5 separate regions of the Mus musculus genome follow, and regions 1, 2, 3 and 4 are each linked to region 5. A link is a loop called in an ENCODE intact Hi-C map of the cell type or tissue named here. Cell type or tissue: left cerebral cortex. All regions are shown on one strand.

Region 1 (5,000 bases), 1.7 Mb after region 5:
ATCCAGGCAAAATATCCATACACATAAAATAAATATTTTTAAATTGTATAAATGTAACAGGGCTGCAAAGATGACCCACTGGCTAAAGCACTTTTCATACGAGCATGAGTACTGGAGTTTGGGTCCCCCTAAATCCACAGAAATGTAGGAGAGGTGTGATAGTCAGCCTGAAATTCCACCCTCAGAAGGCAGAGACGGGACCCTCAGAGCAAGCTGGCTACTGAGACTAGCCATATCGGTGAGCTCTGGGTTTGATTAAGAGGCCTGCCTCAATGAGTAAGAAGGAAGTGAGATACAGGATGAATCCCGACATTAACCCTGTGTCTCCACATGAGCACACATATGCATGCACACACACACACAAAGCCAGAAAATAAAAAATATATTACTTGATCAATTACTTTAGTAAAACGTCCATAAATGAATGAGGCAATTTATTAGGCAATGATCAGAAACTGGTATAGTTGCCAACACACCAGGACCTCCAAGAAAACAGTTGGCATCCTGAGGGGCTGGAGTCATGTCAGTTCCTGAAGGCGACCTGTGGTGCTGGTCACAGAGCTGAGAGAAGGCGTGTCTTACCTCCCGACCCTGCCAGTGCCCGACCCCACACTACCTCCCCACAGCTCCAGCAACAGCTATCCCATCCTTCCTCCTGCCAGCACCAGTCCCTCATTATCCCTCCTCCACCAACACCCTACTGTTATCCCACGGACCACACCAAACCAGCTGACCACCTACCACCTCCATCGCCTGTTTTGCTCTGACTTTAAAATGTGCCCTAAAGGGGGCTCACATGTTGAGTGTTTGGTCCTTACCTGGCTGTGCTGTTTGGGGAGGTTCGGGGAATTCGAGCTGCCTCCTCCACAGGTTCCTACCCTCGAGAAGTACTGCTTCACCAGCGGCCCTGTACCAGAGTCATACGTGCACGAGCCCTCTGAGACTGTGAGTGAAGTGATCCCACCCCATCCCCACCCCCCGCCACACGACCAACACCTCATCTGTCTGTACACTTCACCCCAGCAACGGTACCACCAGTTCCTCACCACCTTGCCTTCATCCTCACCACAACCCTACCGTTATAGTCCCGCCACTACCCACCCCTGCTCTCCCGCCTGTAACCGCCCCCTCTCCCGCCTGCTCTCTTTCCACCTGCCTAGTGTTCAGGAAACGGCATCCAGAGATGTGAGATCACAGGTCCACACTGTCCAATCGCCGTTAAATTTATTGCCGGAGCACCATTAGCAAGTTAGCTGGAACAACAGGAGCGATGACCACAGCAGAGCGTTGAAGCAGCTGCAGCCCTCCAGGGCCTAAGTGCTCGTAACTGCTGTATTCAGAAAGCTGCTGTTATTTTACAGGTTAGAAACTGAAACGCTGAGACCCTAAGTAATTGGCTTAAAGCCTGCAGTCAGTAATTGTCCGACTGGGATTTACCATGGACGGGGCAGCTCGAGGGCCTGTGCCCTTAAACAATTCATCATGCTGTCAGCTCACAAACTCAGTCTTGGGCACCTTAGGGAAGGGTGTCTGTTAGGTTCACTGGGTTTAGGACACCAGTGCCATCTGGTGAAGCAGGGTATAGTAAAAGCTCACACCCTTGGCTACAAAAATCCACCTTGAGCACCTGCTCAAAGGACAAGCTGCCTCCCACAGCCAGGCCCCATGCTGACCATGCATGCTGTATACACAGACTGTTTGATGCTCTCCCACCGTCATCCTGTGAGGCTGGTAATATTGCTAGGAACAAAATAATTCCTGTTCTGTATGTGAGAAAAGAGAGTAAGTTAGCACCCGGCTGGCATGTCTCGGAGGACTCACAAGTTCCCCAGAATGTCCCAAGCATTCTGAGAGGTCCTCTCCCTCTCCTGGGCTCCAGAATCTGGGATGGAGTCTGGAGAGGACAGCTTTCAATAGCTTTGTGAACAAATGAAAGAAAGAAAGAAAGAAAGAAAGAAAGAAAGAAAGAAAGAAAGAAAGAAAGAAAGAAAGGAAGGAAGAAGGCAGGGAGGGAGGGAGGGAGGGAGGGAGGGAGGGAGGGAGGAAGGAAGGAAGGAAGGAAGGAAGGAAGAAAGGAAGGAAGGAAGGAAGGAAGGAAGGAAGGAAGGAAGGAAGGAAAGATGGCTCATATTTGATATAAGGGTGAGAGCAGGCACCCAAAAGACCTTGGGGCCAAGGCACCAGGCGACTGAGGAATGTTCACTTCGGAGCCCTCTGAACCGATGCTTCATACACACACACACCCAACTGCTTTCCTCCAGCCTGACCTACTTTGGGCCAAGCAGGGTTTGCAGAGCATTGAACAAATGATGCTGACTTGTAGAAGTGGCTGCTGCCCTTTGCAATTAGATGCTTTGAGACCTCTCCTCTGTCCCTGCAATAAAGACAGTGACCTAAGTGCTGATGTGGCCAAAGGACAAGGGACGACGTGAAATTGTTCCCATTAAAATTAGCCCTAGGGGCAAACAGTAAAACCAAGCAGAAAACCTGGCCGGGTCCTCAGGTTTTTAGTGCAAGATCACAGCCTACGTCCATTTAGAGTGTTCTCCTACCCTTCCTTCAAACCCTTCCAGCCCATCGCCTAACACACACACACACACACACACACACACACACACACACACACACACACCTCACAGACGCTGTATTAACAGAAAACCTCCAGCTATGTGTCTATTCATGCAGAATAGCAAATAAATAGCAACTAAGTATCTTCTTCTCCACACTCTGCAAGGTCTGGGGTGGGTGTGCAGGTGCAGGGCGCTAGCGCATCGTTGGTGGCTGGGGACGGGGAGTGTGGGGGAGGGGGTACAGACGGGGGGGGGGGGGGGGGGGAGGACAGGACTGTGAACACTAACCTTCATGTTCTCACCTAACCCTGGGGAACCCACCCTTTCATCTATCCTTCCTGGATTCACAAGACAAGAATTCTTCAGCTCCTGGTGGGGAGCCACCACAGAGCCTCATCACAGGGCTCTGATCACACTGTTAACTCAAAAGAAAACTTGAACCAATTTTAGAACAAGGCTAAGAGGCCAGAAGAAAAATCCCTGCTGCGAGGTCTTGAAACATAAATTGTGAGATGTCGCCATCTTGTGGTCACCTATGGGGTTGCCATTCTTATTCCATACCCAATAGACTATTGAATTCTGTCAGCTGCGGCCACCATCTCCCCCTTTCCCTAGACCCAAACATCAGTATCAGTTTTGCTGAAGCGGCAGGCTGAAGGTTTGCACAGCAGAAATACATCTGTCCCAGTGGCAAGGGTCGGGGACTGGGGATGCTTTCGGTACAAGCCTGACCTGAGTTCAATCACTGGGTCCCACATAAAGGTGGAAGGATAGAAACAACTCCACATGGTGCCCTCTGACCTCCAGTCGTGAGCCTCAGCACACGTGCTCAGACACACTAGGAGTAGTAGTAAGTACTTCTGCCATTGAATATGGCCTGATGCAGGAAGTGACTATGAACTAAGCCTATTAACTGAGAAACACTTTGAATGTGGTTTGCTTCCATCTCCGAAGCACATCTTCTGGGGTGATGAGAAACCATCTTAGTGATCACTGTCTGGATCTTCACACAGTCAACCACAGTGGTGCAGGTACCACCCTGGATGGCCACAAACCCTGTCCTTTCAGCTGTGGGCATTTCACCTTACAGAAAACATGACACCTCTAAGAATGTTCCAATACTACTATGCCAGCCCTCCTCCCAGATCTTATCTTTGACTCTTAGACATAGAGGCCAGCTCCTGCTCGCACCCATGACTGCTCCACATGGGGAGAGGTTTCCACAGTGTAATGGTTATCATATTTGCCTCATACATTTTAATACAGCATTCACTTCACGCTTTCTCCTTCAACCTCACTCTCACTCAAAATGCAAATACCAGGCGGCAGCAGCAATATCCCTAGAACCTAGAATATAAGTCTGTCACCTTGCAATTTAATTTAGTTAGTTTTTATATACTCTCTCTCTCTCTCTCTCCCTCCCCCCCCATTTTTGTTGTTGGTGTTTTGAGACAGGGTTTCTCTGTGTAGTTCTTGCTGTCCTGAAACTCACTGTGCAGACCAGCTGACCTCAAACTCACAGAGATTGTCTTGCTTTCCCTCGCAAGTGCTGGGATTAAAGATGTATACCACTATGACTGGCAAGATAAAAGAGAGAGAGAGAGAGAGAGAGAGAGAGAGAGAGAGAGAGAGGGAGAGGGAGAGGGAGAGGGAGAGGGAGAGGGAGAGGGAGAGGGAGAGGGAGAGGGAGAGGGAGAGGGAGAGGGAGAGGGAGAGGGAGAGGGAGAGGGAGAGGGAGAGGGAGAGGGAGAGGGAGAGGGAGAGGGAGAGGGAGAGGGAGAGGGAGAAGTTTGAGGCCAGCCTGGTCTAGAGGCCAGCCTTGTCTCCAAAGAAACAGTCCAGGATGATCTCAAACCTGCTATTTAGCCAAAGGATGACCTTGGATGACCTTGCACTTCTCATCCCCCTTCCTCCACCTCCCAAGTTTGGGATTATAGGCACCAGCTTTGTGTGCTGCTGGGTACCTAGCCCAGAGCTTCTGGATACTAGGCCAGCATTCTACCAACTGATCCACATCCACAGGCTCAAACATATAATTCTGAATGGCTAAGTAGGGGAAAACATGGATGGGTGGGTGGGTGGATGGACCAACTGACAAACAGACGGATGGGTAGACAGACGGAACAAAAGCACCTATAAATAAACTCCAAAGAAAGAGAAATTTTAGAAACTTTAACATTCGATCATATTGAAAGCCCAGTTCCACCATATCCCAGACGCTATCTTCTCTGGGTCACGATTCTTCTATTCCAACAAAGTGAGGCAAAGTGAGAGGAGACCTCCAGCGTGGCTGTTGAGCTAAATACTTAACCGACCTGGAATAGCATGCTCAAAGCTTGCTGAAATCCCAGAGTTCAGGCTACCTGCTAGTGCAGCAGCAGCGGCAGAAGCACCGTAGAAGCTGGAAGCTTCCCAGACCCAGCTCAGCTC
Region 2 (5,000 bases), 350 kb before region 5:
CTGAAGCAACTATGAAAATTCGGGAGCCGATGCATACTAGCATTTATAGAAAACCAATTTCACCAGCTTCGTCTGCTGCTGTTGTTAAAATATATGGAAAACTATGTTTTGATTTACTGGTATGTTACCTTCAATCATTTTTATTTGCTTGATTTTAAAAGTAATAGACAATTTTTTTTTGTAAAAGCCATTTCTTCACATTGTACTTTTATTTAGATGTTTCTTTTCCTTTCCTTTCTTTTTTTTTTTTCTTTTTGACATTCTATTGACTAGCTACAAGGAAAAAAAAAGAATCATTATTTTTGTGTGGGGCTTCTTTCTTTTAAACACTGGAAAGCAAGCTCTGGGCCTTGTGTTTTATCACTGAGTTCTATCCTAAGCCTTTGCTATTTTGAGACAGGTTCTTGGTTGCTATGCAGTTCAGCCTAGCTTTTAACTCACTACATACAGACTTTGAACTTGAAATTTTCTTGCCTGTGTTTCCTGGGTGCTGGAATTACAAGGGGTGAACTAGATGTCCAGAGTGAGGAGACATCTGTCAAGTTGAAAAAGTCATTTGGAGTCACATATAGGAAAGAAAACTGTTGATTAAATTGAGTAAAACATTATTTTAGAACAATAAATCAGTTATAATTATAAAGTAATGACTGATTGTGTGTGTGTGTGTGTGTGTGTGTGTGTGTGTGTGTGTGTGTGAGACTTCAGAACTGTCTTTGAAGGTAATCCACCCAAAATGGGAGAGGATGGCTAGAGAGATGACAACAGCACTGGCTGCTCTTCCAGAGGACTCAGGTTCAATTCTCAGCACCCACATGTTGACTAGCAACTCTAGATCACAGGGGATTCAGTGTCCCACCTGGCCTCTACAGCATCAGGCATGCATGTAGTGCTCAGACATCTACACTGGCACAATCTCCACACACATACAATAAAATAATAAATAATGCCATCTAAGGTACATTTGGAGCAACTGTGTTGGACAGACAAGTATTACATTATGAATTCATATTTCATTATTTAATTTCTTGAAGACTGAGCCTTCTCATATTTCATACTCAACTAGAGATATCCATTGATTGCCTTGAGAAATGCTGGAGTTACTATATTGTTACCAAGAATGCAGAAAGAGGCAAACTTCTGACTTCCCAAACTGGATATTGGCAATCAATCATCTGTGAGACTTCATTGTGAAAGAAAGGAAAATTCTAACTTCTGGCTCCCAGCATCCTCCTCTAACACATCCAGATCGGTCTTGGAGATACGATCATGTTTTGCCCAGCACTGAAGACGGTGCATGCACAGTGAGAAGAAATAAGTAGGACAGAAGGACAGAAGGACACCCTTGCTGTGCTGGAGGGACAGAAGGACACCCTCTCTGTGCTGGAGGGAGACATCCAGAGAGGAGCAGGGCAGAACTGAGCTGTGCTGTCCTGTTTGTTTCTGTCTATATTCCAGGGGCTGGGTAAGGAGTCCAGAAGGAAGTGACTAAGCACATTATAGAGGCAGAGGGCTCAGGACAATCAACAGAGCAGAAGGTATCAGGAATGTGTCGATTAGGTACAGGGAAATGTCCAGAGTCTCTGCCTGAGTTGATTTTTTCCTCTGTATTTTGTCTCTGTCTTATGTTATTATGTCCTTTAGGAGACCCATAGAGGCTTGGGTCTTGAGAAGGAAATCTGAGTGGGCTTCATGTGATTGGAGCCAACACACCAAACCCTGGAACACAGCACCACACAATGCCATGTTTCTCTTTAGGTGATGACGTATTGGTGGGGGCCGGCCCAGAGTAAAAACTGGAGTAGCTGCTAACTTCAGTGACTACAGATGCAAGTGCTCTGACAGATACCATTGGGTGAGTGAGTGTAGTGGTTTGAATGAGGAAGGTTTCCTACAGGCTCAGGTATCTGAACATCTGGTCCCCAGCAGGTGGCACTGTTTGGAGAGGATACAGGACCTTTAGTAGGTGGAGCCTTGCTGGAGAGAGTGAGTCACTAGGGGCGGGCTTTGAGGCTTTATCGGTTATTCCCACTTCCTGTCTCTCTTGTTGGAATGAAATGCGATTGGACAGCTTCCTCTTCCTGTTGTGAGGTTTTCATTGCCTGTTGCCATGCCTGAGCCTTCCCAGCCATTCTGGACTTTCATGGTCTGAAACTCCAAGCTAAAATAAACACTCTCCCCACCAACTTACTTTTAGTTATGGTGTTCCATTATAATAATAAAAGCAGAAGGTTCCTGGCATGTCAGTTTTGCATGTAGGATTCTAACTACCCTTGTACCTTGGGCTTATAATCATCTTTTCTCAAGAGGCACACTTCTTTTGTCCCTGTTTGTGGTGTGTGTGTGTGTGTGTGTGTGTGTGTGTGTGTGTGTGTGTGTGATCTTTACTTACCTGGTTCTCTTTCAGTGTTATCTGCCCCTGGTCCTTGCAGCCAATGAAGGTTCGAACACACCTATAAATCTTCTCATGCTCTTCTACTCTCTGAACAAAGTTGGCTGGAAAGAAACCAACCCTGTCCTGAATCTTTCCCTGAAATGGAAGAGGAGGCGTTCAGTGGCAAATGCAACATTTATTGTAACTGTCATCACCAAAGGATTCTTATTTCTTTTTAAAGTCTGAAACACTTACTTTCCACCAGTCTTCATTGGAGTCTTCTAGGAGAGTGATCATGTCTCCTGGCCTAAAAATGAAGGATGCATGAGTTAGGGGGGCAGAAGTCAGATGAGGAAGAGAAAATACTCTTTAGCGTGAGGTAGTTTTTCATTCACGCAAATTATCCTAAAATAAATAGAAGTAAAGGAAGCATGTTTCCACTGGCTCTTCCCTTCCAAGGAAACGGAAAGTAAATATTCACATTGCAAAAATGGCCAGGCTTAGTATTCAATAAGTATCAGGGTATATTTTGCCCCAAAGTATATCTTCCTCCCATCTTCTGTATTTCCTATCCAATTTCCTCATGCATTTGATATGTAGATACAGGCTATATTTTGCTTTTATATTGTTTAGTAATTATTAAAGCCAGTCATTCTCCTTATTATTATCTTTATTTGGGATGGTTTGATTGGATTAAAAAGCACACAGGCAAGACTGGGGCGATGTCTCAGTGGTTAAGAGCACTTGGCTGCTCAACCAGAGGACACAGATTCAATTCCCAACACCCACATGGCATCTTACAACTGTCTGTAGCTTCCGGTCCAGAGGATCTGCCACCCTCACACAGACGTACATGCTGACAAATGCCAATGCAGGTGAAATTTACAAAAGAAAAGAGAAGAAAAGCAGAGTATGGGTGAGGCAAGGTTTCATGTATGTTGATCAGGCTGGTCTCAAACTCAGTAAGTAAATAAGGATGAGGGAAGGCTCTCTTTGCATGTTTGCCTCTTTAGAGCCCAATGCAATTTCTAAGGCTACTCCAGACTCAAGGGACAGAAGGCCCCACATTTGTGAGAGGTACTGCAATATCTCAAGCTATGGGAAGGAGAGCACACACAGGGAGGGAGGAACTTAGAGCAGTCAATGTTACTGAAAACCCAGAGTCGGGGATTTTGCCCAGTGTTTGAATTGACTCCTATACCCAGGGGTTTATTTTCATTTTTTTATGAGTACAAATTTAAAAAAAAATTAAGACCTATTATCACATTGTTGCCCAGGCTGGCCTGGGACTTATTTTGTAGCCCAAGCTTGTCTTGAACTTGCTGTGGTCTGCTGGCTTCAGCCTCCTGGTGTGGGGATGCCCAGGTTGTGCCACAATGGCCTGTCATTTTTGGGCCTTTGGTTATCTGGGAATCTCCCAAGATTCCTGTTCTTTCCTGTTCCCCTCCCAACATTCTTATGAAGTCTAGCTGTTCTCTTACTAGATGAATTCACATCATTTGAATTCCTATGTTATTAGCCTTACAAAGTTGGTAGACAGTGGGTATCACCCATCTCTATTCTGACTGACTGCTTATGTCTACGGCCTCCACTGTTTTATTTTGTGCAGTATCAGAAGCACTCTTTTAAAAACCCTCATTTTTGAGATCCTTGGGAGCCGGACAGAGCAGAGCAGAACGGAGCAGAGCAGATTAGATTCCTGTGTTCACTTTGTTCTCCTGCCTCAATCTCTTCTGCGGTCACTGCCAAGTCTCAGTTATTTTGGTCCAGGCTTCCCATGTAGGCACCACGCCATGCTCCCTGCGGTTCCACAGAAAACTATGGAGACAGTGATCAGTGGAACCTGTCAGGTTTATTCAAGGGCAGCTCAGAAGGAAGACTCCAGTCATGGATTGCTACCTTTGGAAGGCTCAGGTGTGTGAAGAGCTCTCATGGAGCCCCAAGGGGCTATGGCAAAGCAATGGGTAGGGAGTCTGTATGCTGGTTGAGTTCTCCAGTGCACTTCTTCCTTTCCCTGACCCTCTTCTTCCTCGTTTCCCTCCTCCTCTTCCTTATCCTCTTTTATTTCTTGTGTCTGATGTGTTAGTGCATGATGTAAGTGTGGGTACCACATCGAGTACTTGGGAATCAGAGGGGAATCTTGCGTATCAGTCCTCCCTTCCACCTTATTGGATGCAGGCTGTTTTGTTGTTTACTGGTGTACTGCATATCCAAGGCTTGCTGGCCTCCAGGAACGCCCATAGATATCTTCTTATTTCCACCTCCCATCTTGCCCTAAGGGTACTGGGGTGACAGACATGCTCTACCATGTCTGGGTTTTACATGGGTTCCGGGGGATTTGAACTCAGGTCCTCACCCTTCACTTTAAGCACCTTAGACACTGAGCCATCTCCCCAGCCCTTTTCTTCTTCTGAAGTCCGTTGACCTATGGCCTCTGCCTCTGTTGGAACAGCTGTGCTTTCCTTCACAAAATGTATTAATATTTTTATAATTTTGTGTGGATACTTCAGGATTTAGAATCTCATGTGAAGGGGATGGATCACTGAAAGATTAAGAATGTAGGGCAAAAGTCACACTCTCTACCCACTCTGTTACAGCAGCCCCGAAGCAGTAAACGCGGGTGACATTT
Region 3 (5,000 bases), 560 kb before region 5:
CATTGGCTAAATTTGCCAGTTGTAGTTTATCTACTTCCCTCTCACATGCATATACTTAATTTTTTCAGCTTTTCCTGTTATAATCCCCATTGCTTACTGCTACAATTTAAGATTTGGAAAACCATGATTTTAATTTCTAAGAATTCTTTCTTGTTTTGATTATTTTTTTTTCTTGAGAAATTTTATTTGATGTGTATGACTGTTTTACATGCATGCATATCATTGCACCTCGGCGTGCCTGCTGCTCTCAGAGGCCAGAAGAGAGTATTAGATCCACAGAAACCAGAGCTACACATGGTTGTGAGCTGCCTTGTGGGTGCTGGGATTGAGCCCAGGTTCTCTAGCAGGGCAGCCAGTGCTTTTAGAAGCTGAACCTTCTCTCCAGCATGCTTCTTACTGTAGTGGATCTTTGTTCTCATCTACCTCATCTTGGGTTACATTCGAGGATATCTCCCCCACCCGGGATGATTTCTGTTCCTTTTGAGATTTTGCTCTTCTTTTTCCTGCTTCTCCCTGATGCTATTGTTTTCTCTTAACTATCTCCCCATTCTTCTGCCACTTATGTTTGTAAATGGAAGACTAGATGAAATGGTTACTGTTTGTATCCCCAAGGTATTTAAATTCCTCAGAAAGACCCATCCTCTCCCTTGTACGGGTAAATGAAGGCCACCTTGGGAGACAGTCTGATGTCATCTCAGGATTTTGGAATTGGCAGAGTTTAATGAGGTTTTTGAAAGATTTATTTATTATTTTGTTTTATGGGTGTGAGTGTTTTACCTACAGGGGTGTAAGTGCACCATGTATATGTAGTACCCCAAGAGTCTAGACAAGGGTGTCAGATCCCCTTGAACTGGAGTTACAGGTGACTGTGAGCTGATGTGTTGGAGATGGGAATCAAACCTGGGTACTCTTGGAGAACATTAAGTATTTTTAACCCCCTGGCCTAGCTCTTCAGCTTCCATAAGGCAATTTTTTTTGTTGTTGTTGGGGAGATTGTTTTAACTTTTACTTACTAATTTAAAGTCCCTTCTGTTGTGTTCTTGAGGTCATGATAATAAGAAGAGGGAAACATTTGTGGCATCTCAATCCTCCCTCCTTCCCATGGATGCCCACCCTTCAGACTGTGATAGACCAGGTTTTTTTTAAATGTATTCATGTTTTAAGAAATTGAGATTTTTCTCCCTCTGTAGGGCAGTGTAATTAACCAACAATTGTGACATGCTTTCTGATAGCTTGTTTATATAATCTCAGTTTCAGAATGGCCTTCACAATTTTAGAAATCTAAAGTAACAAAAGAGGTTGCTTTGCCTATGAATTTTGAAGTTTTAGGAAAACTTAAAAGAACTGTTAGTAGATTGAAGTGGCTGACATGTTTACAAAATATTATTAATTCTTGTCTTAATTCTTAGAATAGCTCAAATATAGTTTTTTAATGGAGCCTTTTAACATCATCTAACCCTAAAAGCATTTTATCTGATTCAGGCTTTATTTATTTTTCGTGATGCTGGGGTTGGAACCCAGAGCCTTATCCTTGCTAAGTAGTGCTCTACCTCTGAGCCATACCCTAACTCTGAGACAGCCTTCCTCCTGCTCTTCTCTGACATTAATTAAGTAGCTGGTTTTGGAACCAAGAGACTAGGCTCAGTGGACTCTATGCTTGTCTTCATTGTGCTCATCAGGGTGAAGTTGTACTCACTGGCAGGAAAGCATGCAGAAGAGGAATGCAGAGTATTCCAGGACTGCTAGCCGTCTCCCCAGGGAGCCTGGTAGCAGTGCTTGCAGTCCGATGCAGAGTCTAGTTCTCAGTTGGTCCCAGCTCTCACTGGACCCAGCTCTCAGTACTGATTGTGCAGAAGTGGTATTTCTTGCTATGATGAAATAGTGAAAGAACGACAATAGAGAAACGCAGAATTAAAAGTGAAAATATAAAAGGATCTAATCAAGCAAGAAAAGAAGTTAGTGGCAGGAAGGGATTGTAAATTGAGTTCTCCTGTATTTATCAAAGTGTCCTACAAGTTTGTCCTTGAATGCAATTCTGAGTAGGATGGCGTACCACACGGTCCCTTTGAAGGTATATAGCTGCCTGGAGTTGCCTACATCTATTTTGTTTTTAAGATTTTTCCCGTTGTACAATTTAAAAAACTATAACGAGAACGGAATAGTTTTTTATTTAAAATCAGCTCCATGTAATGTGATGTCTGAGGAGATGGACTGTTCTGTGTCTCTAGTCTCATGATAGCCATTAGTCACATATGGCTATTAATGTATATGGTTTATGTATTTATATAGGTAAACTAATGGTCACTGTATCTGACTACTTTTAAATTTTAGCCCTTCAAGAGGCCTTTATATCCAAACAGTAGTTGAGAAGATGAAGAAGCCAAGGAAAAGGGTGTTGGGGTACTGGCGTGAAGATGAATCTAACTTTGCTTGTGTGGGCTCTACCTCCACATTGTCATCAACTGAGAGGACAAGTAAAAGTACTAGTTTGTGGAGAATCCGCCCTGTGGGCTCATGAATCCATCTTGATCAGTCTGCTGTGTGATCCGATGAGTTTTTACACATGTGGTCCTGAGCTCAGCACTGATCCGATGAGTTTTTACACGTGTGGTCCTGAGCTTAGCACTGATCCGATGGACAGGGCTTGTTGGTTTTGCACCGGGAAGAATGAACACGCGTACAGAACAGGACTGACAGCGCTTTCTCCATTTACTGTTTCTGTACGTTGTGGACACCATTCACTGCTGGTGGGACTGATCTCTCTGGATAGTGTGGTCTTTGGCATCAAGTGAGAAACACATGATTTTGCTGAATATTTCTACTGTTCTCAAGACCGATACTTCTCAATGTTTATATGCACATATGTGCATGCAAATTTCGGTTTGGGAAGTTAAGAGGGACACTAGATTCGGCATTTCTCACCTCTCACCAGGGAATGCCATTTTGAGCAATAAAGCTTTAATCTTGGTCAATCAAGATTGTAAAATTGTCTTTGACAGCTCTTGATGGTCACCACCAGATGGCATCATGTCCATGTGCTCTGGTTGCTGCTGCTAGGCCTTTTCTTAGGACCAGGAGCCTTTATCTGCTGCTGCCTGTGGTCTCATACCCACCCTAGGCTTTGCCTAATGAGCTCCGGGTCCAGCTCTGAAGGGGAGCTGGCTGTTTTTTGCCAGGAGACTGCCCCTTGTCAGTGAGTGCAGCCTCAGGCTGTGGTTCTAGGATGTCAGATATGTTTCCTCTTTTTTTGTAAACTAGTATTTTAAAGAAAATTCATGAAATGTAGAAAGCAAATACTAATTTCCCATGGATTCGCCTACCAGGAAAACTTGATGTGTCTGGGAACTGGTCATTTAGTCTTTTATTCTATGTGTAGGTATTGGTTTTCTTTTTCTTTTATAAATTGGTACTGATATGTTAGCTTGAGTAAACTGTGTGTAATAAAACTTATTAGTTTTGTCTTTTATACCTTGAGTGTAGACTTTGGGTAAAACTGAAGTCTCTTTTTTAAATGATTTGTGTCTATTTTTGACAAATTCTGAGCTCGATTGCAATTTCAGAAGTTCTTTTTAATTTTGATTTCAAATATTTTTATTTTTATTTACTAAATATGATCACTGTAGAAAATTTGCAAAAATGGAATTTTGTGTACCAACACCAATGTGTTGTTAATTATTCTTTGGTATATTTTCATTTTGCCTTTCTTGCTTATGTTTAAGCCAATAGTCATCTTTTTAAAAAAAATCTTTGATTACAGCATACAAACAATTTTGTTTTCTGATGTTTCTTTTGTTTCATACTAAGCTTATGGAACTTTTGAAAAAAAGGAACAGAAATTTTACGTAATAAAAAAACACCTGCAGCCTTCATTCAGGGACACCATTTGTCACATTTAGAATGGCCCTTCTAAACCTCTGTGTTGTTTATAACATTTTATGACCCCTGCCTCACAAGCTGAAGGTTTTCCAGTCTGCAGCTGCCTTCTTAACTAGTCTATATCCTGCAATCATGGCTTGGCTTGTTTTTTTTTTTTTTTTTTTCCTGTTAATTTTTCTGTGACTTTTATGCTAACCTAATTTTCCTGTGGGAAGAATGATCTTTCTGAAAGGCTTTTTAAAGGCACTGCGCAGGGAGAAGTGGCAAACTCCCGTCAGCCTGGTAGGAAACTGTTGGTTTCGGTGTAGTTGTAGGCTCAAAGGATAAACAAAAGGAAAGAAATTAGGTTCAGAGGCCTCTATCTCTCTCCCCTCTATCCTTCCTTCTCTCCTATCCAGGTGTGTGGAGAAGGCATAGCAGATAATATAACTCTGCCTGGACTTCCTCTGGTCTCTTAAGCATTCTGTGCGCCCCTGACATTGATGGGCCTTCACTTTGACTTTGGGCTCATGAAAGCTGTTTTGCTCATGTGCCTTAAAGTTTTTGTAGTGCTATCAATAAAAGCTGGTGCTGAAATAATTTTTATATGCTGCAGTCATTTGTCTCTTCTGTAGATACTGGCTGAGGTTTAGGCTATTGTAAAATTGAATGCTTCTTTTTTTTTCTTTCTGAGCAAATCAGGAAACTATCCTAAAAGAACTTTAGATGGTAAACCTTAGATAATTATGGAAGGTTTTAGGGTCTAAACAGTTAAAGTTTAGCATTTAAAAACTTGGGGTATGTGTTGGGTTTTATAAAAAGATAAGGAGAGAGAATATGTTTGGTGGATGTGTAGTCAGGTGTGGGGGATGGGGGTGCCTCTGTGGGCCCATTCTGAGGCATAGAGTAGAGTCTATTAAGGGCATGGGGAGGGGAGTTGAGAGGGTAGGGGAGAGAGAGAGAGAGAGAGAGAGAGAGAGAGAGAGAGAGAGAGCGCCATGAGCATGTGGAGAGAGAGGGGGGAGGGGGAATAGGGAGGGGGTGGACAGAGCAAAGAGCAAGAAAGCAAGAGAGAGAGAGGAGGGGGCAAGCAGCAAGTCAGGCACACCTGGCTGTTGCCAGGTAACTGTGGGGCGGAGCCTGGA
Region 4 (5,000 bases), 370 kb before region 5:
GAAACCTGGATGCTCCCAGTGGGAGATGGCAGAGTCTGGCTTTGCAGAAGAGGCTGAGAGCAGTGCCCTAAAGAAATGGGTGTGTCAGGCTGGAGAGATGGCTCAGTGCATAAAGTGCTCTGAGTGTGGTGCTAGTGTGGGATCTGAGTTGGGATTCCCAGAATCCTCTGTAGCATTCATCTGTAATCCTAGGTCTCCAAAGAAGAGATGGAAGGCAGAGACTGGAGAATCCATAGCAGGCCTCAGGCCAGGCAGTTTAACATAAACAAAGGTCACCTGAGTTTCTCATCTGTCATCCACATGCATACGCTGACACACACGGTCCTGTTTGGTTCTCCTTCCTCCCTCTACCTCCCTCTTACACACACACACACACACACACACACACACACACACACACACACACACACATATATATATATATATATATATAGAGAGAGAGAGAGAGAGAGAGAGAGAGAAATACAGTATTTTTAAAAGGTAATTCAGCACTCCAATAGCCAGGCAGGTCGGCTGGGTGGGGTGTGAGGACAGTGGGAACTCCTGAGGGTCAGAGGGGGTCCTGCATGTTTTACCTGTAAGCTCAGCTCAGTGCTCACATGCAGAGCTGAGTCACATTTATGTGTGCAGAAGCTAATGGTGAGAGGTACACGGGACTGAGGGACACACAGCGCCAGCTCCTAGGTGCCATGTACCTCTCCCAATTTTCAGAGCACTGAGAGAATGGGAGCTGCGTCCTTTCTGCAATTCAATTCCCACATGAGCTTTCTCTGTGAGCTAACCAGACCCGGAGCCAGGAAATCTCGAGATACTGTTCCAGGTTAGGTCCTCATGGGCCAGGCCTGCAAAGCCATAGCATGTTAGACACTGATTGTGTAGTGTCTGATAATAAATGTCACCTACTGTCATGGTCATATTAGGAGGAGAAAGAGGTGGAAAGTTTTGGTCTGAGGAAAGCAGGAACAGAGAGGTGGCAGTGCCCAGAGTCTGATGAGGTGTGGGCTCAAGGGCTGCTCTGAAACCTTTTACTGCAAAAATTTATTTTAGGTTTTAGTTGTGGTATGTGTATGTATGTGTGTGTGGTGTGAGTGTTGTGTGTGGTGTGTATGGTATGTAAGTGGTGTATGTGTGTGCGTGTGTGTGTTGTGGTGTGAGTGGTGTGTGTGTGTTGTTTGTAATATGGGAGGTATGTGTGTGTGTGGTGTGTGTGTGTGGTGTGGTGTGGTGTGGTGTGGTGTGGTGTGGTGTGGTGTGGTGTGTATGTGTGTGTGTGTAAATGAACCTATGTGTAGATGCCTGAGGTGGCCAGAAAAGGGCATCAGATGCCCTGGAGTTGGAGTTATAGGGGTTGTGAAGTTGTGATTCAGCTGCTATGGGTCTTGGGAGCTGATCCTCTGAAACGCAGCCAAGGTCTCCGCCTAGTCCCTGCACCTCCCACAGTCTTTCACACCATGTGAAGCTGACAGGCTGGTCAGGCTCTTCTTCAAATGCGGATGAAAGGTCTCTGCCCCTGCCAGGGCACAGAGCTATTTCTCAGCCTCTCTTTGCGCCCTGCTCCCTGGCACAGGTTTGTGGTGGCCGTGGGGACTTGACCGCAGGCAGGAAGTGTGTAGGCTCGTATTGGATTCCATATTGCACGGTGTTATGAACCGATCTCGTTGACGCTGATGCTTTCTCCAATTAAGGCAACCTCTGTCTCAGCACCTCCCCCCACCCCCATATCCCATAACCTGCACAGCCGTGTTAGGCAAATACTGGAACTAGTAGGTATTGTCCCCAAGAACCCCATCTGTGCCTCTGGGGATCCCTGCATACGCTATCTGTGCCCCTGTGAACCCCTGGCCTTCATATGAACCACGCGTGCGCACGTAAGGAGGGGCGCCTCGGCAGCAATTCTGAAGCATTTCGCCATGCCTCAGTTTATTTGCGTGGAAGATAAGGCTGTCAGCCACCTTCCCCAAAAGGATATTCTGAGCTTTCACATAGAAGGCTTGACATTTATTAACCAGGGTCATATGAGAGTCCTGATTTAATCTCTGAAAAAAAAAATGCTTTGAGAGTCGCAGACATAGGGACCATATAAGCATAAAGAATTTTGCCCATAGCCCCTGAGGGAGGCGGCGACCAGTCGATAGGGGCGTGGGCTAAGTCTTGGTTCCTCTGCTTTACCCTCAGGTTCCAGAGCAGTGAAGGGGAGAGTCAGAGGCGACCAGTGCACTCTTTCTGGTTTGCAAGAAACATTAACCATTCGCATTCTAAATGGATGATGAAAATTCTGAAACATGAAAAGACAGAAGCCTCGTGGTCAAAAGCTATGAGACAAGTAGCTTCCTAGTAGGAAGATAATATTCTGGAAGAACAACAGGAAAACTTGACAAGATTAGTATAAACACATTGCACACGGTACTGGTTGATATAAGGATATTTTCATATGGGCATATGATGAACTCTGAGGATACCACCTCCCATGTCTTCCCTCGCCTCCCTTTCTTTCCCTTTCTCTGCCTGTTAGCCTAATTCACATCCATAGGCTACTTCAACCTTCGTGTCATATGTTGGTGCATGAACTCACGTATCTATACATCTATGATCCACAAAGGAGAGAAAATGTACTGTTTGTCTTCCCGAGTTCGACTTAATATGACAACCTGCAGTTACAGTTCCGACCACTGGGAGGCGCTGCTGCAGCAAACACGGATGTGAGAGTGTCTCTTTGGGGTGTTGACTACAGTTCTCTGGATGATACCCAGTGTTACTAAAATGATAAAATAATCTTTCACGGACTATGTCATTTACAGGTGTTGTATTTTAGAATACATGTCTAGATTAATAGTGGATCTAGACTTACCCAGGAGCAAATACTGTTGTCACTGTTCTTGTATTCATCACACACACTATGCTTTTTGGAAGGATGGAGGGAAGGCAATCAGAGCTGAATTCCCGTGAAGGGAAGAAGGCCAGAGACCTTCCATGGTGGAAGCCGCAAGGAGCTGACGCAATAGGGATAGTGAAGAGAAACCGGAAGCACTGTCAGTCGCTCTCATGTGAGGAACGTTTTGAGGTTCTGTGCCTGCTTCCCATTTTTCATTTAAAAAGATTTATTTTTCATTATGTGTTTGTGTGTGGGAATGTGCACACCAGTGCTGGTCACTGTGGAGCCAGAGACAATGGATCGATCTCTTAGGAGCTGGAGTCACAGGAGGTTGTGAATACCCTGACACGGGTTCTAGGAACCAAACTCTGGTCCCTGAAAGAGTGGGGATCACTCTTACTTGCTGAGCATCACAACAAGCCCCCCCCCCCGCCCTTTTATTTCTGAGAGTGAAACTCACTAAGAATTTCTGATTGTTTCTTTTCTAGCCTGTCAGTTTGGGGTTTTCCAAAAGTAATCTATTTTCTATAGCTATCAGTTTTCAAATCGGAAACCCAATAGAAGTCATGTGTGCACGTCCACGTGTTCACATGTATGCATGCACGAAGTCCAGAGAACACCTAGAAACAATTCCATGTCCAGCACGAAAGGATGAGTTTAGGGAGCCAATAGATACGGCTCCACTCACACTGACTGGTCCTCGAGCGGGGAAAGTGCTGAGAATCTTAGAATCAGGTTTAGGAGGCTGACATGGTTTCACTTGGGAGATGACGTCCTGGGTGGCTTCCCATGGTGCCCTCACCAGGGACCGTAAAGCTCATGCCACAGACAGGGGTCTGTTTTCTGCAACTGCCAGGACTAGGGACTAGAGGTATAAACCCTTAGGGCTTCTCCTATCATCATTCCGAGTAAAAGCTCTTGGTTTGTAACTAAAAATTGTATTTACATAATTTATATTCAATAATTCATTAATCATAATTATTAATTATAATGTATTAAAATTCATGAGGTTTTTTTACAGAGGGGAAGAGTTCTCAAAGGCCCCCCCCCCCCCCCGGGCTTACTGAGCTCTTTGATCTGCTGAGGACAGGAGGAAGAATTTCTGGAAGAAGATGGGTTCCTTGGGGGCTGGTAGGGGGAGGGTTAGGGAGAGCAGAGGGGAGCAGGGAGGAAGGCTCAGGGAAATGGTGGACAGCCCAGCTAAGATTCCCCCTGGACTTCTCTGTTGACCTCATCGGGTCAATTCTTCTAAGCCCAGCACATGATTTATAGGGTGGATTTCTTGTAAACAATGTTGAAGTGACAGAATTTTGCCTCTAGCCCGAGTCAGAAACAGCTTTCAAGGTCATAGGCTCAGTGAGGCAAATCAGAACATAGTCTTTGGATCTTTCTAGAAATTGTGACAAAGGTTTTTATACTTGTTTGTATAAAGAACTTGAAACTCCCAAATATCTTTCTCTGGATTTTCAAAGAACAAAGAGACCCAGGCTGGCTGGTACTTCTGCTTTGGATACATATTCATTTTGATGGAAAATGTTACGGTTTGTTGAACACTTCCTCTCTCTAGAGAGGATTGTGCTGGGTATAAGGAAAAAAGAGTCAACTATCTTACACACAAATGTGTATTCCTGAAACTATGACAAAGGTCAGTTCTTTCTCGTACATTGCTCATAATCTAGTGACAGAGGGACTAGCAACATCAGAATTTATGAAGCAGGGCAAGATAGGACATCCTACCTTGGCAGAGCATAGACAGTCAAGAAATGATAATGGATCATCATGGGTAAATGGTTCAGGAGGAGACAACTTCATGCCCTCATGCACAGTAATTATCAAAAGCCAGAACCTATACCGAGATCTTCATATCTGACACCCCGTACCAACCCTTGGGTCTTGCTGATTTATAGTTGAGGAAATGACCTGCGAATTTATACAACCACGCTGAGCACAGGAATCCCATCGGCCACCACCTTAGGGCCACCTGTTAGGGCACTGGGTTTTTATTTGCTGTTTCTAATGGGGTACCAGCATAAGAAGTCTCGGGGTTAATTTCAGGCACAGACTTACTCTCTCTACTTTACTTGGACACCACCCACAACTTGAGATTAAGGGTTCCTGACATGCAAAC
Region 5 (5,000 bases):
ATACACTGAGTTTTGACAGAAACTCTTGTACAGTGATGTGAAAGCCTAAATGAAGTATGGAGGAACCAAGACTACAACCAAGGAGAATGGAGACGTTGTGGCCTGTTATCACCACTTTTATGAAGCTGGAGAAAAGTCATTATAGATCACCTTGTCACATAGAAAAGAACCTTTTGTATTTCCAAAACAACAACAAAAACCCTTAATTTTTCTATTGAGTTGGAAATGAACCCCACATGTAAGCACTCTCTTCAGAGATTAAGCAGAAACTAGCTCATATTTCCATAGGATCTAAAGCACAATAGTAACACCTTTTCCACAAGGACCTCCTAAAACTAGCAACTTTTTACTGGTGTTTTATACAACTTAGTTGTGACCAAAGATAATCCAAGTTATAATGTAATCCACTACATTATATAATGGAATCCAATCCATTATAGGCCGCCATCTACGGGAGCTGTCGTGACAGTCACTGCAAGTGGGGCTTCTCATCAGAGCAGGAACATGGTGACACATGTTCCTAAGACACAAAACACTTGGGTTTTTTTTTTAACCCTTAAAGGTTTATTTCAGTGTGTGTGTGTGTGTGTGTGTGTGAGAGAGAGAGAGAGAGAGAGAGAGAGAGAGAGAGAGAGAGAGAGAGTCAGTCTACAGGCCCATGTAGGTACCCAGGGAGGCCAGAAGAGAAAGTAGAATGACTAGCGGTCGGAATTACATGCAATTGTGAATTGCCGGATGTGGGTGCTGGGAACATCACGCTGGTCCTCTGCCAGAGCAGCAAGTGCTCTTAACCACTGAAGCATGGAGCACTTCCTCCACACAGAGGGCGATGGGTGTACACATACTGTATTGACCTTAAATTCCCCATCCAGACTCCAATCAAAATGCCCTCCTCAGCACTCCAAGAATCAGGAACAACTACAGGGGAGTGGTAGTGTACAGTTTCCTCTGGACACAGAAATTTGGGAGAAAGTCAACAAAGCAGGCATCTTGCCTTCGCTGCCACAAGGCTATCCGTTAGCAAAGGCCAGCCTCTGAGGTACCCTCCACAGTGTCTCCCACGTGACCCCGCGCACCCTGCAAGGCCAACCCCCTGGCAGGGCATCTTCTGTCTCCAGGCTTCCCTCTGGTGGCTGGCATGACCCTTCTTCTATCCACGGGTAGATTTTTCCTTCTCCTCTTGTCAGCCCAAAGCTCTCCTATGTATCCTTCAGAATCCAGGCTACATTTCTTTTTGTCTCACATCATCCCGTGCCAGTGCTGATCCAGGGACAGGGGAATCCCTCTCCCCACCGCCTCCCACTTCACACACAAACTTCAGATCACTATCAGTCTTCTTTGTAGGAGGCTTTGACTCAGTTTTACATTGCAGAGTTCTCATCTTCTGAGCAATCAAGGGGAACTATGACACTGTATAAGCATGTAAGCATCTTTCTGGCGCTGTAAACCGATGCGCCTTTGTCGTCGTTGGCCATTCCCCTTCTGCTGCTGTTTAAACAAGACCCCAAGCAACTGCTTCAGACCGCCCTAAGCCGGGATGAATAAAAGGGGAACACTGCCCTCTGGAGGCTGCAAAGAGAAGAGGGCTTCGTGTTTGGTCTCTAAAGGAAAGAAAGTAGCATCCTATTTCACAAACTCAAAGGCAGGCAGGTGAGCTTCCATGAGCACCGCTAGAGATGGAGTCATCTGTCCACAGGGGATATATTTTTAAGAATCTGAGAGAAATCAGAGACATAATTTTGAAATGAGCAAGTGAAGGTCATTCCTGAGACTCCAGTTGTCTACTGGGAGTCCCTAATGCTCGAGGTACCTCATGTTTGATGTAAGGTGTTTTGCTGGAGAGGGTAATTCTATGTATGTGGAAGAAATGCAAAAACCGATCCAAACCAAGCCAAACCAAACAAACCAACCAAAAAAAAAAAAAATAAAAAAAAAAAATAAAAAGAAGAAAAAGAAGAAGAAGAAGAAGAAGAAATGAAACAAAACAAGAACCCAATAAGAACCCAATTAGTCCGTGTGGTGGTGCAAGTCTTCAGTCTTAGCATTCAGGAGACAAAATTGAGATGATTAGGAGTTCAAAGCCAGTCTCATCCATTTAATGAGTTCAAGGCTAGGTTGTTCACAGAGATACCCCCCTCCCATACACACAATTCAGAAAAAAAAAGTACCAACCAACAACTCTATGCTATATATTTCTTAATATTTTTGACACAAAGAGTAATGCCTAAAATTCATTTCCCTCTATAACATTGTAAGGGAGTTAACCAATAAAACACTTTTTGTTGGGGGTTGGTAGATTGTAAGAACTCATTAGTCTCCCTGTGGTTAAACCCTAGGGCAAAGAAAATAAATAAAGTTAAATTAAATTAAAACAGTTTTCTATTGGTTAAAAAGAATAAAAAGGGAAAATGGAAGACAAGCACCCACCTGGAACAAGACGGAGAAACAAAATGGCGGTTATTTACCTGAAAGAGAAGAGCCAGGGAACAGGCAAGAGTGGGTGGGTATCCTGGAGCCTCTGCAAGCCCACAGGCAGTTAGAAGAGTTTGAATGGAAGCTGCGCAGACAGAAATTCCAAGTGAGGCTGTTAACTGTGAGTAGCAGAGAAAGTCAGCACTTTCCATTTCCATGGGTGTGCCTTCACAGGCATGTGTACACACACCTGCAAGTGCAGGGCATGGTGGGTGGCCTGCCCCATAGTTGCTTCTTAGTGAGTCGCCCAAGTTCATCCTGGAATCTCCAGTTCAGGAACTCAGAGCTTCCGTCTCAATATTTTTAACGTTTCAAACTCGCGATGCAAGTCTGTAAGTACCAACCCTCCCCTGCTTGGAACTTCCTACCATAGACATCCCATACATCAGGACCCTGTTTTCATCTGGTCCAGTGCAGGATGCTGAGCTGTGCTTGAGGCGCCGGCGCTGGAGCTGGTGGAGAGCGCCACCTGCTGTCGCTCGTTGTGCCTTGTGTGCTGTGTGTTCCAGAGCTTCCGCCACTTGGACATAGCTTTCCTCAAGATAGTCTTGGTTCTTTTGGGTCATTTTGCCCAAATGCAAACGCATTTGCATTGTGGAGGGTGATGATAACCGAGAGAAAAACCTCAAATGAAACACAGTTTCTGCATGTTTAACCCACAGTAAAGGAGAGGAAAAGAAAAACTGGCCAGCTTCTTCTTCTTCTTTTTTTTTTTTTTTTTTTTTTTTGAGACAATTTTACAAGGTCAGTTAGAGAATTCAATTCTGTGCCCCAGGAAAAGCATCTAAAAGCCATTCTCCCGGCTTTATAAGATAAACGAGTTGGAATAGCATCGATATTGAACACTCTCAAATTAGCAAACAGCTTCGTCCCTGGCTCATACAGGGAACCCATTCAGTCAGCTTGACTGTAAAATTCTCCAGCATTGGTTTCAGCCCCATGGACCCCCCCTTGCCACCCCCACACACTGTGCTCCACTTCTGTTTGCAAAGGGAGGCTAGAGGAGGGGGAAATGAAAGAGGCGTAGGTTTAGAAGACCCACTAAATACAGAAGGTGGGGTCTCTAGTACCACACACATCTCTTTAATGTGATTGATTGGAGGGAAACCCTTCTTATATTTTTGGTTGTGAGCCTAGCCTTTAATGGCTGATCCATCTCTCCAGCCTGGGGTAAGCATTCTTGACAACAACCCAATGTGTGTGTGTGTGGGGGGGGGGGGGTGTGTGTCTTATTTTCTTCTGATCCCTGGCTTTCTCAGCAGTCTTTACTCACACACCACCTTTGCAGCTATAATTATACAAGGCACCCTGTAATGTGAGTCAAAATGCGCTGCACTGGAAATCTGAAGAGCTGGGCTTAGTTTTAGTGCTTTACAGCAACTGCAGAAGTGGCCTCAAGGTGCTAAAATTCCCCCCTAGATTCCAGTTATTTCACAGGTAAGAAAGGTATGTACTTTGGTGGCCAAAACCGTATCTGACCTTGGAGGCATGTCATGTATTGTGACCATAAGAACGCCCATTAATAAGACTACATTTTTAGAATAGTATAATTAAAAGGAATAATTTGTAAAGGTGATTTAGCCTTCGGAATCCCCAGTTGACAGAAGCAGTGGGCACGCTACTGTATTGTTATCATCACTCCTTAAGATGATGGCATAGAATTTTGTTGGGTAGCCTGAGAGAATTGCATCTGAGTGTGTGACTAACAAGAGTTCAAGTTTAAAGCACAATTCGTGTGAAATATCCAACAGAGAAGATAGCTTCATTTCACAATCATGCTGGTATCTTGAGTTGAATTACCACTCTCAAAAATTATCATCGTAAGCCACAGAGATCGGGGCTTTGTATCTGTGCCAGTAACAAGTTATTTAGTCTGGAATCAGCTAAGGCTGCCTTATGTTGGCCCTCATACTGCAATGCAGACATCTGTTTAGGGAAGCTGATGTGTGTAGCTATCCTATTTTTTATTTGTGTAGTATATTTTGAAAAAAAAATTGGTTTAGAAATCTTTTTACATGTATTATTTACTGTGTGCCTGTGAGTGAAGTGGAAATGTAAGGGTTCTTTGTAAAATCGGCTGGATGGTGTTTTGTTTGAGAAAACACATGAAGGAACATTTTGCTGAAGCAGACACAGGAGAGAGGATGTGCTGCTCAAACAAGCATGTGAAAGGAAACGTGATGAAAGATGCTGTGCTAATGACACACGTTTATTGTTCTGCCTTACAATGAGCAGTTGAACTGCGTTTGTCAGGATGCCATAGAGAGAAATGACCACAATCTTCTGGCGGTGTACTGCAGTTTCTTGCTGCTTCCCCGGACTTGGGCTCATTGAATGCACATGCAAGGCACGTGGAGGACACCTGATGTTTGGAGGGTATAAGTAGGACTCCATGGAGTGATGAAAACAGAGAGCTTGGTTTGCCGGTACAGCTAGCTGTCAATGCTGTAGGTCTTGCATCTTCAGTGATCATCCTTTCCCTGAAAGAGGCACAGCTGAGAACTTCTCCTGGTGTTCCTGCTGGTCCC

The links. A loop is a pair of places that touch in the nucleus more often than their neighbours do. Peaks named below come from ENCODE experiments on the same cell type or tissue, not always from the same donor. Only the 100,000 strongest peaks of a DNase experiment are listed, where the experiment ranks them.
Region 1: a loop joins it to region 5, with 6 times the contacts of the local background. A loop is called at or near these places in 3 of 42 quality-filtered maps.
Region 2: a loop joins it to region 5, with 4 times the contacts of the local background. A loop is called at or near these places in 16 of 42 quality-filtered maps.
Region 3: a loop joins it to region 5, with 6 times the contacts of the local background. A loop is called at or near these places in 7 of 42 quality-filtered maps.
Region 4: it touches region 5 in a loop (3-fold over the local background); 26 of 42 quality-filtered maps call a loop at or near these places.

What each region holds. Positions count from the first base shown.
Region 1 is chr9:113,642,615-113,647,614 of GRCm38, forward strand. Gm36745 (a long non-coding RNA gene) reads right to left here and starts at 994. Exons shown (of 5, transcript XR_379913.3): 1 at 819-994. In left cerebral cortex, a CTCF peak has its summit at 3,094 (motif pointing left); DNase peaks (open chromatin) are centred at 1,205, 1,650, 2,378, 3,062 and 4 more places; H3K27ac peaks cover 1,931 bases.
Region 2 is chr9:111,569,875-111,574,874 of GRCm38, forward strand. Stac (src homology three (SH3) and cysteine rich domain) reads right to left here. Exons shown (of 11, transcript NM_016853.3): 9 at 2,627-2,678; 10 at 2,390-2,527. Gm36088 (a long non-coding RNA gene) reads left to right here and starts at 4,036. Exons shown (of 3, transcript XR_379898.3): 1 at 4,036-4,285; 2 at 4,969-5,000. In left cerebral cortex, a CTCF peak has its summit at 1,907 (motif pointing right); DNase peaks (open chromatin) are centred at 1,901 and 4,140.
Region 3 is chr9:111,353,513-111,358,512 of GRCm38, forward strand. All of the region lies in intron 8 of Trank1 (tetratricopeptide repeat and ankyrin repeat containing 1), which reads left to right. Among named protein-coding and RNA genes, the nearest start is that of Trank1, 44 kb to the left of the region's middle. In left cerebral cortex, a CTCF peak has its summit at 3,016 (motif pointing right); a DNase peak (open chromatin) is centred at 3,042.
Region 4 is chr9:111,548,981-111,553,980 of GRCm38, forward strand. No RefSeq gene overlaps it. Among named protein-coding and RNA genes, the nearest start is that of Gm36088, 22 kb to the right of the region's middle. In left cerebral cortex, a CTCF peak has its summit at 2,672 (motif pointing right); a DNase peak (open chromatin) is centred at 2,671.
Region 5 is chr9:111,915,824-111,920,823 of GRCm38, forward strand. 4930545L08Rik (RIKEN cDNA 4930545L08 gene) reads right to left here and starts at 2,906. Exons shown (of 2, transcript NR_166641.1): 1 at 2,466-2,906. In left cerebral cortex, CTCF peaks have their summits at 1,564 (motif pointing left) and 2,945 (motif pointing left); DNase peaks (open chromatin) are centred at 1,546 and 2,937.